Linked DNA regions of Homo sapiens: region 2 is linked to region 1. Evidence: read pairs that join two places in POLR2A ChIA-PET (ENCODE). Cell type or tissue: Panc1. All regions are shown on one strand. Links, peaks and the distances in the headings refer to the core of each region. The heading gives the core; the rest is flanking DNA. Region 1 overlaps AATK (apoptosis associated tyrosine kinase). Region 2 overlaps LOC124904078 (a long non-coding RNA gene).

Region 1 (5,371 bases), core at 202-5,201:
CTGGTGATGCAAACAGGATCCCGTGCAGGAAGGAACTGGCGCAACCCTGGCAGGCGTGCCGCTGAGTCAAGGGCAGACGGTACTGGGGGAGTCAGCATGTCCAGGGGTCAGGCCAGTGTCCCTGGGAAGCCCAGAGTGGTCCCCATTGTCTGTTACGAATACCCCTACCTCTCAGTTGCAGGCTGAAGTAGTAAGATTCTTGGGGTTCCTGGGACAGGAGAAGGGAGGAAGGGGTACTCTGTGCCCCCCTACGAACCACTGTGAGGCAGACAGAACTTTGTGGGCTGGGGAACAGGATTTCCCTGCAAAGGTTTGCACAGGCGCCCAGACACAGAACATTCTGAGGAACGGAATTCCTAAGCAGAGACACAGAGTCACTTTTCCAGGTGGAGACACGGAAGCCGGGTGTCAGCCAAGCCCCACCTGCACAGAACCCAGGCCCAGCCCCACCTGTCTCCCCCACCGACCCCTCCTGTCTCCCCCCTCACCCCTCCTCCCCCACATCCCCCAGAAATGAAAGGACAGACCCTGTGCCTGGGATCAAGCATTAACTTTTCTATGACGCAAGGCTCCTGGGGCTGGGGGGACCGTGGCCGGGGACGCGTGCACACACTTGTGGCTCAGACGCATCCGAGGGGCAGCAGGCCACCTGACGCCAGGCCCCCACGCGACCCAGTTCTTCAGAGGCCCGGCCTCCCCCATCTGGCTGGTCACTTGGGCCCATCTGCCCCCAGCCTCCCAGGACAAAGGCTGTGTCCAAAGGACACCCTGACCCCAAGAGCTGGAACTGCCCTGGGAGTGATTAAGGAGGGGCTTGGATCATAATCCCAAAAGACACCGTCTCAACACCATCATCCAGAATATGCTGAAATCCCTGAAATCTAAAATCCCCAAAATCACAGTCACCAGAGGGTTGCATCGTGTTAGGCAGAGCTGGGACCCTGAGGTTGTCTTTATTTGGAAATTAAGTGTGCTCAAGGGAGATGCACATGGTGGCCAGGCTGACAAGGGTGGCCTTCGATTTGGGTGTCAACTTAATCATAGAAGAAGTGAAAACACAGGCAAAAAATACAAATCTCCCCACCAAATTATTCAATCACGTGAGACTTCCAACCCCTCACAGGCAGTGCCACGCTTGCCTTCAAAAAAACAGCCTTTGGGGCGGGCACAGTGGCTCCCGCCTGTCATCCCAGCACTTTGGGAGGCTGAGGTGGGCGGATCACTTGAGGTCGGAAGTTCGAGACCAGCCTGGCCAACATGGTGAAACCCCATCTCTACTAAAAATACAAAAAATATTAGCAGGGCGTGGTGGCACTTGCCTGTAATCCCAGCTACTTGGGAGACTGAGGCAGAAGAATCGTTTGAACCCAGGAGGCAGAGATTGCAGGGAGCCAAGATTGTGCCACCGTACTCCAACCTGAGAAGAAAGCATGACTCAGTCTCAAAAAAAATAAAAATAAAAAATCCTTTGGCCGGGAGTGGTGGCTCACACCTGTAATCCCAGAGCTTTGGGAGGTTGAGACAGGAGGATCACTTGAGCCCAGGAGTTTGTCACCCACCTGGACAACATAATGAGACCCCGTCCCTACAAAAATTTAAGAATCATCCAGCAGTGTGACTCGAACCTGTGGTCCCAGCTTGTTGGGAGGCTGAGGCGGGAGGATCGCTTAAGCCCAGGAGGTCAAGGCTGCAGTGAGCCACCATTGCACCAGTGCACTCCAGCTTGGGCCACAGAGCAAAACCCTGTCTCAAGAAAACAACAAACCACAACAAAAGTCCTTTGTCAGAGAAGAAGAAGAATTCAACCAGGTCAGCAACCTCAGAAACAGACGCTTGCTGACACCAATACTCCTTCCTGTTACAAAGCACACTCGGCGGTGAGCTGAGCTATCCTTGGGGATCTGATCACCAGAGAAGATGGATTCTAATATTTAGTATTAAATCTAACAGAAAACCAGTGCATGCTTCACTTTGCCTAATGGATGGCACCTTCAAAACCAGCCCTGCTGAATTTTTTTTTTTTTTTTGAGACCAAGTCTCGCTCTGTCACCCAGGATGGAATGCAATGGTGTGATCTCGGTTCACTGAAACCTCTGCCTCCCAGGTTCACATGATTCTCTCGCCTCAGTCTCCCGAGTAGCAAGGATTACAAGCGTCCACCACCACGCTCAGCTAATATTTGTATTTTTGTAGAGACAGGGTTTCACCATGTTGGCCAGGCTGGTCTTGAACTCCCGACCTCAGGTGATCCGCCTGCCTCGGCCTCCCAAAGTGCTGGGATTATAGGCATGAGCCACCGCACCTGGCCTCCATCCCCACTGATTTTTATCAGCTATATACAATTCATGCCCCTGTTGGATTAGGAAATTCCAGAGCTTTCCTGGCTTGTTTCTGTATTAACAACTGGGAAAAGTACAGCACCTTATCAACATTTATTTGAAGATGTGGTGGACTTTGTGGAAGAAAATGGATTTCAATAGAGTCCCCAAACCATGACAGATTTGGAATTAGGTGTGATCAAGGCTTCTAACAGTCAATTTGAAGATGTCACCAATAAAGTTTGTCTTTTCTGTTCAGCCCAACACACTGGGCGGAAAATTCAGATGAGACAGGAACTTCCGTTTAAAGATGCGTCATTTGCCTGCGTGGGTGTTCCTCCCAGCTGATGACACCCCGGAGCGTTCAGGGAATTAACAGCTGCATTTGCCCTAAGAAGCCGGGGAAGTTACTGACTGGCTCGAAAATACTCGTGCGTATGGCAGGATGAGAGGATGCTTTGTGATGGTGTTGTTGCTCCGTCACCAGCACTATTTCCGCCAAATCTGCGGTCTGTGTATGAGGCCCATGCGCAATGGACCTCCCGTACCCCAAACAACACAGAAGCGTGGCACAGAAGACAGGAGAATCTAATAGGAATGCTCATGCAGTACGGGCTGAATCACAGAAGAATTTCAAAAAGAGCAGTGACAGCTCACGCCTGTAATCCCAGCACTTTGGGAGGCTGAGGCAGGTGGACCACCTGAGGTCAGGAGTTCGAGACCATCCTGGCCAACATGGTGAAACCCCGTCTCCACTAAAAATACAAAAATTAACCCAGCGTGGTGGCGGGCACCTGTAATACCAGCTACTCAGGAGGCTGAGGCAGGAGAATTGCTTGAACCTGGGAGGCGGAGGCTGCAGTGAGCCGAGCTGAGATCACATCACTGCACTCCAGCCTGGGCAACAAGAGTGAAACTCCATCTCAAAAAACAAAACAAAACAAAACAGAGCAGTGCCATGTAGAAGATGAATGTGAGCGTCTTCTCCAAGGAGAGCCACAGCCTACGAGAAAAAAAGCAGCTACTCGTCGAAACGCACAGCCTCACCATGTGGTAGTGAGAGGCAGCCAGCTCTTAGGGACTGTCTCTGTGCAACTGCCCGTCACCTGGCCCTGCCATATACCCTTTTTCATAAATCCAATTTTCTTTTTTCTTAGTTTTTTCTTTCTTTTTTTTTTTTTTTTTTTGAGATGGAGTCTTGCTCTGTCACCCAGGCTGGAGCACAGTGGCACAATTTCAGCTCACTGCAACCTCCGCCTCCCGGGTTCAAGCAATTCTCCTGCCTTAGCCTCCCAGGTAACTGGGATTACAGGCGCCCACCACCATGCCCTGCTAATTTTTGGATTTTAGTAGAGATGGGTTTCACCATATTGGCCAGGGTGGTCTCAAACTCCTGAGCTCAGGTGATCCACCCACCTTGGCCTCCCAAAGTGCTGGAATTACAGGCGTGAACCACCACACCCAGCCTTTCCTACTATTTTATTTACTTATTTTTTGAGTCAGAGTCTCGCTCTGTCGCCCAGGCTGGAGTGCAATGGCACAATCTCGGCTCACTGCAACCTCCACCTCCCAGGTTCAAGCAATTCTCCTGCCTCAGCCTCCCAAGTAGCTGGGATTACAGACTTGCGCCATCACACCCGGCTAATTTTTGTATTTTTAGTAGAGACGGGGTTTCAACATGTTGGCCAGGCTGGTCTCAAACTCCTGACCTCAGGTGATCTGCCTGCCTCGGCCTCCCAAACTGCTGGGATGACAGGTGTGAGCCACTGCGCTCGGCCCTTTCCCACTATTTTAAATGGTCAGCATTACTTCTTACAGCTCGCTGTGCTCTGTGCTTCATCTCCAAATCATTTCCAGTGCTGGAGGTGTGAACTGCGTGGAGACCTTTGGAGGGTTCTCATTCATCTTTGCACTTTTTGCGTGTTTGACTCCACGGATGTGCATCACCACGGCGCTGCGCTCTGCACGGAAACCTTGAACTTCCTCAAAAAATGAAGAGATGTCCTGTTCGTACATTCGCATTTGGGCAAGATAAAATTTCTCAAGACCCTGGCTCTGTGGGCGACTGCACGTGTGGCGGTGACCATCAAGGTTTCTGACGGATCTTGTCAAGAGACTTAAGTCATCGTCACAGTATTTCAGACGAACGCAGTGATGTGGCCAGGTGCACATGCTCACCCACCATAGTAGCACGGCTTCATATGTCTCCCTTTTTAATACATTTTACCTATTATTATTATTATTATTATTTTTTGAGACGCAGTCTCACTCTGTCGCCCAAGTTGGAGTGCAGTGCGTGATCTTGGCTCACTGCAACCTCCGCCTCCCGGATTCAAGTGATTCTCCTGCCTCAGCCTCCCGAGCAGCTGGATTACAGATGCCCGCCACCATGCCTGGCTAATTTTTGTATTTTTAGTACAGACAGGGTTTCACCATCTTGGCCAGGCTGGTCTCGAACTCCTGACCTTGTGATCCATCCACCTCGGCCTCCCAAAGTGCTGGGATTGCAGGCATGAGCCAGCGCGCCCGACCTATAATATTTCTTTTTTTTTTTAATAAGGTCTCACTCTGTCACCCAGGCTGGAGTGCAGCGGTGCCATCACAGCTCACTGCAGCCTCGAACTCCTGGGCTCAAGCAGTCATCTCACTTCAGCCTTCCCAGTAGCTGGGGCTACAGGTGTGTACCACCATGCCTGGCTAATTTTTTATTTTTTGTAGAGATGCGGTCTCGTGTTGCCCAAGCTGGCCTTGAACTCCTGGGCTCAAGCAATCCTCTTGCCTCGGCCTCCCAAAGTGCTGGGATTACAGGTGTGAGCTCCCCATTTATTTATGAGCACAGTTCATCTGCTCATAACTGTATGTAACCTGAGCAGCCTGAGGGTTTCCGCAACAATGTATGTTACCATGTTATAATGTATGTTACTATGTTACAATGTATGTTACAATGTATGTTACAATGTATGTTACTATGTTACAATGTATGTTACTATGTTACAATGTATGTTATCATGTTACAATGTATGTTACTGTTACAATGTATGTTATCATGTTAC
Region 2 (5,371 bases), core at 142-5,141, 140 kb before region 1:
ACATGCCACCACACCTAGCTAATTTTTTTTTTTTTTGAGACAGAGTCTCGCTCTGTCGCCCAGGCTGGAGTGCAGTGGCGTGATCTCGGCTCACTGCAAGCTCCACCTCCCGGGTTCACGCCATTCTCCTGCCTCAGCCTCCTGAGTAGCTGGGACTACAGGTGCCCGCCACCTCACCCGGCTAATTTTTGGTATTTTTAGTAGAGACATGGTTTCACCGTGTTAGCCAGGATGGTCTCGATCTCCTGACCTCGTGATCCGCCCGCCTCGGCCTCCCAAAGTGCTGGGATTACAGGCGTGGGCCACCGCACCCGGCCACTAATTTTTTTATTTTTGTAGAGACGGGCTCTTGTCATGTTACCCAGGCTGGTCTTGAACTCCTGGGTTCAAGTGAACCTCCTGCTTTGGCCTCCCAAAATGCTGCGATTACAGGCATAGTCTACTGTTCCTGGCCCCTCTTTCAGTAATTGAGAGAATAAATAGAAAATCATGAAGGATATAGGACACCTGAACACTGTTAACTGGTTTGACTCAGCTGACATTTATAGAACATTCCACCCAGCAACAGCAGAATACACATTCTATTCAAGTGCATATTGGACATTTACCAAGACATATCATGTTCTGGACCATGAAATAAACCTTAACTAATTTAAAGGAATTGAACTCACACAAAGCATGTTCTCTGACCATAATATCAATCCAAAAGCCAGTAACAAAGAGCTATCTGGAAAATCCACAAATATTAAATTAACCTGTGAGTTAAATAGAAAATCACAAGGGAATTTAGAGGCTGTTTCTAACTGAAAGAAAATGAAAACTAAACATATTAACATTTATGGATTCTTGCTAAAACAGTGTTTAGAGGAAAACTTAGAATATTAAATGCTTATGTTAAGGTAGAAGAAAAGTCTGAAATCAGTTAGCTAAACTTTCACCTTAATTAATTCAAAAAAGAAGAGCAGATCCAAAGCAAGCAGGAGAAAAGAAACAATAGTGAGTGGACATCAGCAGAAATGAAAACAGAACATCAGAGAAAAATCAGTGAAAGCAAAAACTGGTTATTTGAAAATATCAATAAATTTGAAAAGCTTCAAGCTAGAGTGATCAGGAAAAAAAGAGAAGATACAAATTACAACATTAGCAATGAAAGTGGGAACACCACCCCAGACCCTATAGACATGAAAAAGATATTAAGGAAATATTACAGCTGGGCACGGTGGCTCACGCCTGTGATCCTAGCACTTTGGGAGGTCGAGGCGGGTGGATCACAAGGTCAGGAGTTTGAGACCAGCCTGGCCAAAATAGTGAAATGCCATCTCTTCTAAAAATACAAAAAAAATAGCCGGGCATGGTGGCAGACACCTGTAATCCCACTTACTTGGGAGGCTGAGGCAGAAGAATCACTTGAACACAGGACGTGGAGATTGCAGTGAGCCACGATCACGCCATTGTACTCCAGCCCGGGTGACAGAGTGAGACTCCATCTCAAAAAAAAAAAAAAAAAGAAAGAAAGAAAAAAGTAAATATGAAATATTACAAACAGTTTTATGCTCATAAATTTGACAATTTAGATTTAATGGGAAAATTCCTTGAAAGACTCAAACTGCCAAAGTTCACTCAAGATTAAATAGGTAAACCAAATTGTCATATGTCTATTAAATGCTACCAAACATTTAAGGAAGACTTAATACCAATTCTACACAAACTCTTAAAGAAAATAGAAGAGGAGAGAACACTTTGCAATTCCTTTTATGAGTTCAACATTACCTTGACCCTAAGACCACATAAGGCCATTACAAGAAAAGCAAACAGACCAATATCCCATATGAACCTAGATGCAAAATCCTCAACTCATTATTAGCAAATAATCCAGCAATATATAAAAATGAGTCTTTATCCTGAAGTAATCTATTTATTCTGGGACAAACAAAATGAGGTTTATCCTGGAAATGCAAGGTTGGTTCAACCTTCAAACATCAGTATCATTCATCGTATCAACAGACTACAAAAAAAAGAATCTTATGATATCTCAATAGATGCAGGAAAAGAATTTGACAAAATTCAACATCCGTTTGTGATAAAAACTCTTAGCAAACTATGAATAAAAAACAACTTCCTTAACTTTTCAGAAGGCATCACAAAAACCCTACAGATAACATCACACTTAATGATAAAAGATTGGATGCTTTCCCCATAAGGAAGGAAACAAGGCAAGGGCGTCTGCTGTCACCACATCTATTCAGCATCATACTGGAGGCCCCGTTCAGTGTAATAAGCAAGAAAATAATAAAATGAACACATATTGGGAAGGAATAAATACACAACTGTCTCTATTTGTGGACAGCATGACTACATAGAAAATCTCAAAGGAGTCTACTAGAACAAATTAGAACATCACAGAATACTAGGTCAGTGTACAAAATGAAATGTGTATTTCTATTTGCTAGCAAGGAACAATTGGAAACTGAAATTAACATTTTATTTATTTTTATTGACTTACATTTTTAGAGACAGAGTCTTCCTCTGTTGCCCAGGCTGAGTGCAGCGGCATGATCACAGCTCACTGCAGCCTCAAACTCCTGGGTACACGTGATCCTTTGGCCTCAGCCTCCTAAGTACAGGTATGTGCCACAATGGCCAGCTAATATCTTTTTTTAGAAACAGGGTCTCACTATGCTGCCCAGGCTGGTCTTGAACTCCTGGGCTCAAGCGATCTTCCTGCCTTGGCCTGCCAAAGTGCTAGGATTATGGATGTGAACCACTGCACCCAGCCTATTTTATTTTTATTTTTTTAGAGATAGGGTCTTGCTCTGTTGCCCAGGCCGGAGTGCAGTCATGCAACCATAGCTCATGGTAACCTCAAACTCCTGGGCTCAAGTGATCCTCCTGCCCCGGCCTCCTGAGTAAGTGAGACTACAGGCATGCACCACCATGCTCAGTGCATGCCTTTTTTTTTTTTTTTTCTTTAAGGTGAGGTCTCCCCGTGTTTCCTAGGCTGATCTGGAACTCCTGGGCTCAAGTGACCCTCCCACTTTGGCCTCCTAAAGTGCTAGGATTATAGGCATGAGCCACTGTGCGTGGCCTGAAATTAACATTTTAAACATGGGGAAACAGACTTCTACTTCCAAGTAGGATGGAGTGCAGCAGATCAAGGCTCCCACTAAGAACTAGAAAGGCCAGGCAAAAATATAAAAATCATCTCTTTAATGGCATCAGAAAGCTACAGAAGCAACAAAGACTAAAGGGGTTAAGCCTCAAAAGAGGAGGGTTCCGTAGGATAAGCAGACCATCTGCAGCCCGCAGTTCCCAAGTGCTTGTTCGTGCTGGGATTAATGACACACGGGAGATTCGAAGGGCAGCTAATCTTGGCAAGAATGAAGACGCGAAAGCTGATCTCTTCTTCAAGACTGTGGCAGGACTGGAAGCTGCGTGAAAACGCTGGTTGAAGAGCTAATTTGAAACTTCCGGAAGGCAGAGCAGAATTGTTTACCTCGCTCAGGGCTAAGGAAGGGGAGGGCTCTAGTTGTCCACAGCAAACTGTCTGTTAATTTCCTGGAGGATTAGTTCCTAGAAACAAGCAACACAGAGATAGGCTCACCGAAAGGGCAGCTTGTCCTCAGCTCAGCTCAGTCCCTGATTGGAGCGAGGAGGTCACCCTCCTTACCGAGGAAATGGGGGACCCTCTCCGCCGGCTGGAACACAGCGTCATCCAGAGCAGGCTCTGCCCATCTTTTCCTTAGCCGGGTAGTAGAAGTGGCCTCTGCCTACTGAACCGTGCTGCTGTAGGGCACACGCAGCCACAGAGCATCTGTGAACAAATGGGCATGGGTGTGTTTCAATACGCTGCGTTCACAAAAGCAGGCGGCTGCCCCCCGCTGCAGTTTGCTGACCCCGGATCTGGAGTCTCCAGGCTTCAGCGCATGACATCCAGCATTCAGAGACCACAGGGCCAAAAATCAAGAGGAAAAATAGCCCGTGGAAACGGATGCACACAAAGCCAGAGAGTGGAAGTCGCAGCAGAGAACCCCTGAACTCTCTGTGAGTTTTTGTTTAGAGTTCGAACTCTGTGCGTTTTTGTTTAGATGGAGGAAGCAAGGGAGAAAGTAGATGAAAAGGTGGAGATTTTTCAGCTGAGAACTGGAATCCATATAACACAAAACTTTTTTTTTTTTTGAGACGGAGTTTCACTCTTGTTGCCCAGGCTGGAGTGCAATGGCGCAATCTTGGCTCACCGCAACCTCCGCCTCCCAGGTTCAATCGATTCTCCTGCCTCAGCCTCCCTAGTAGCTGGGATGACAGGCATGCGCCACCATGCCTGGCTAATTTTGTATTTTTAGTAGAGACGGGGTTTCTCCATGTTGGTCAGGCTGGTCTCGAATCCCCGACCTCAGGTGATCCGCCCGCCTCAGCCTCCCAAAGTGCTGGGATTACAGGTGTGAGGCACCGCTCCCGGCTTATAACACAAAACATTTAAGAATCTGCAAACCCCAAGTTTTCCTGCCATGGCAGGTCTGAGCACAAGGCAGCCGGGAGAGGTTTAATCCTGGGTGAGTCAGGCCGAGTTCCAGTTATCACACTGAGAATCACCCAGTAAATGAAGCTGCTGTGACCAAAGTGACCAAAGGCTGTTTAGTACCTGAAGGTCTTGGGAGGCCCTGGACCTCATGGAGAGAGAACCATAGAGCGTGGGGAGGTGGGGGCAGAGGCCCCCTGGGGCTGAGCCTGTTCTGAGCAGTTCACGGGGGTCTCCTTTTTTATCCTTCTCCTGTGTGCCTGCCTGGGGGGCTTACTGTCAGCTAGCGTGTGGGGGCAAAGGGCAGACAGGTCCACACAGGTGTTCAGCCTCTTGCACAGCCCTGGGGAAGCGGGGATCTTAGATTCTCACCCCACTCCGGGGAGGCGGGAGCTCTGTATCACATGGTCACTTCTGCCCAGCGGGGCCAGTGGCTGGAGCTCAGCGAGGGGACTTGGGTGCAGGCTGCTGTGGAGGGACTGAGGACCCAGGTCTTTATCCTTGGGGCAATGGATGTCAGCACAGGGCTGCCGCAGGGGACTTCAGTCAGATCTGTACTTGGAAAACCTCACTGAGTATGGAGACGGGTTTGGACAGGCCAAGGGCTTCTGGGGATCAGGTAAGGGGCCTTTTCCCAGGTCCGGGGTGGAGGGGTCCGGGGCCCGGAGGTGGGTAGACAGATTCAGGAGCTCAAAGTTGACAAGACATGGGGGCTAGGCTGGGGGTCAGGGGAGGAGAGTGAAGGAAGAGGAAACAGAAAGGGTAACACCAAGGTTCCCAGCTGTATGTGTGGGGATACGGAGGGACCATGGCCCGAGGCTGCGACCTGGCAGGGGGTCTGCTTGGCGACTGTCA

The links. Peaks named below come from ENCODE experiments on the same cell type or tissue, not always from the same donor. Only the 100,000 strongest peaks of a DNase experiment are listed, where the experiment ranks them.
Region 2: POLR2A ChIA-PET joins it to region 1 with 6 read pairs; 3 of 35 experiments call an interaction of 5 or more read pairs at or near these places.

What each region holds. Positions count from the first base shown.
Region 1 is chr17:81,150,834-81,156,204 of GRCh38, forward strand. All of the region lies in intron 1 of AATK (apoptosis associated tyrosine kinase), which reads right to left. Among named protein-coding and RNA genes, the nearest start is that of PVALEF, 12 kb to the right of the region's middle. In Panc1, for the core only: no CTCF peak of the experiment used is centred there; no DNase peak of the experiment used is centred there.
Region 2 is chr17:81,014,779-81,020,149 of GRCh38, forward strand. It overlaps LOC124904078 (a long non-coding RNA gene), which reads right to left. Exons shown (of 2, transcript XR_007065934.1): 1 at 3,668-5,371; 2 at 3,191-3,570. Among named protein-coding and RNA genes, the nearest start is that of BAIAP2-DT, 17 kb to the right of the region's middle. In Panc1, for the core only: no CTCF peak of the experiment used is centred there; no DNase peak of the experiment used is centred there; H3K4me3 peaks cover 1,114 bases; H3K27ac peaks cover 1,039 bases.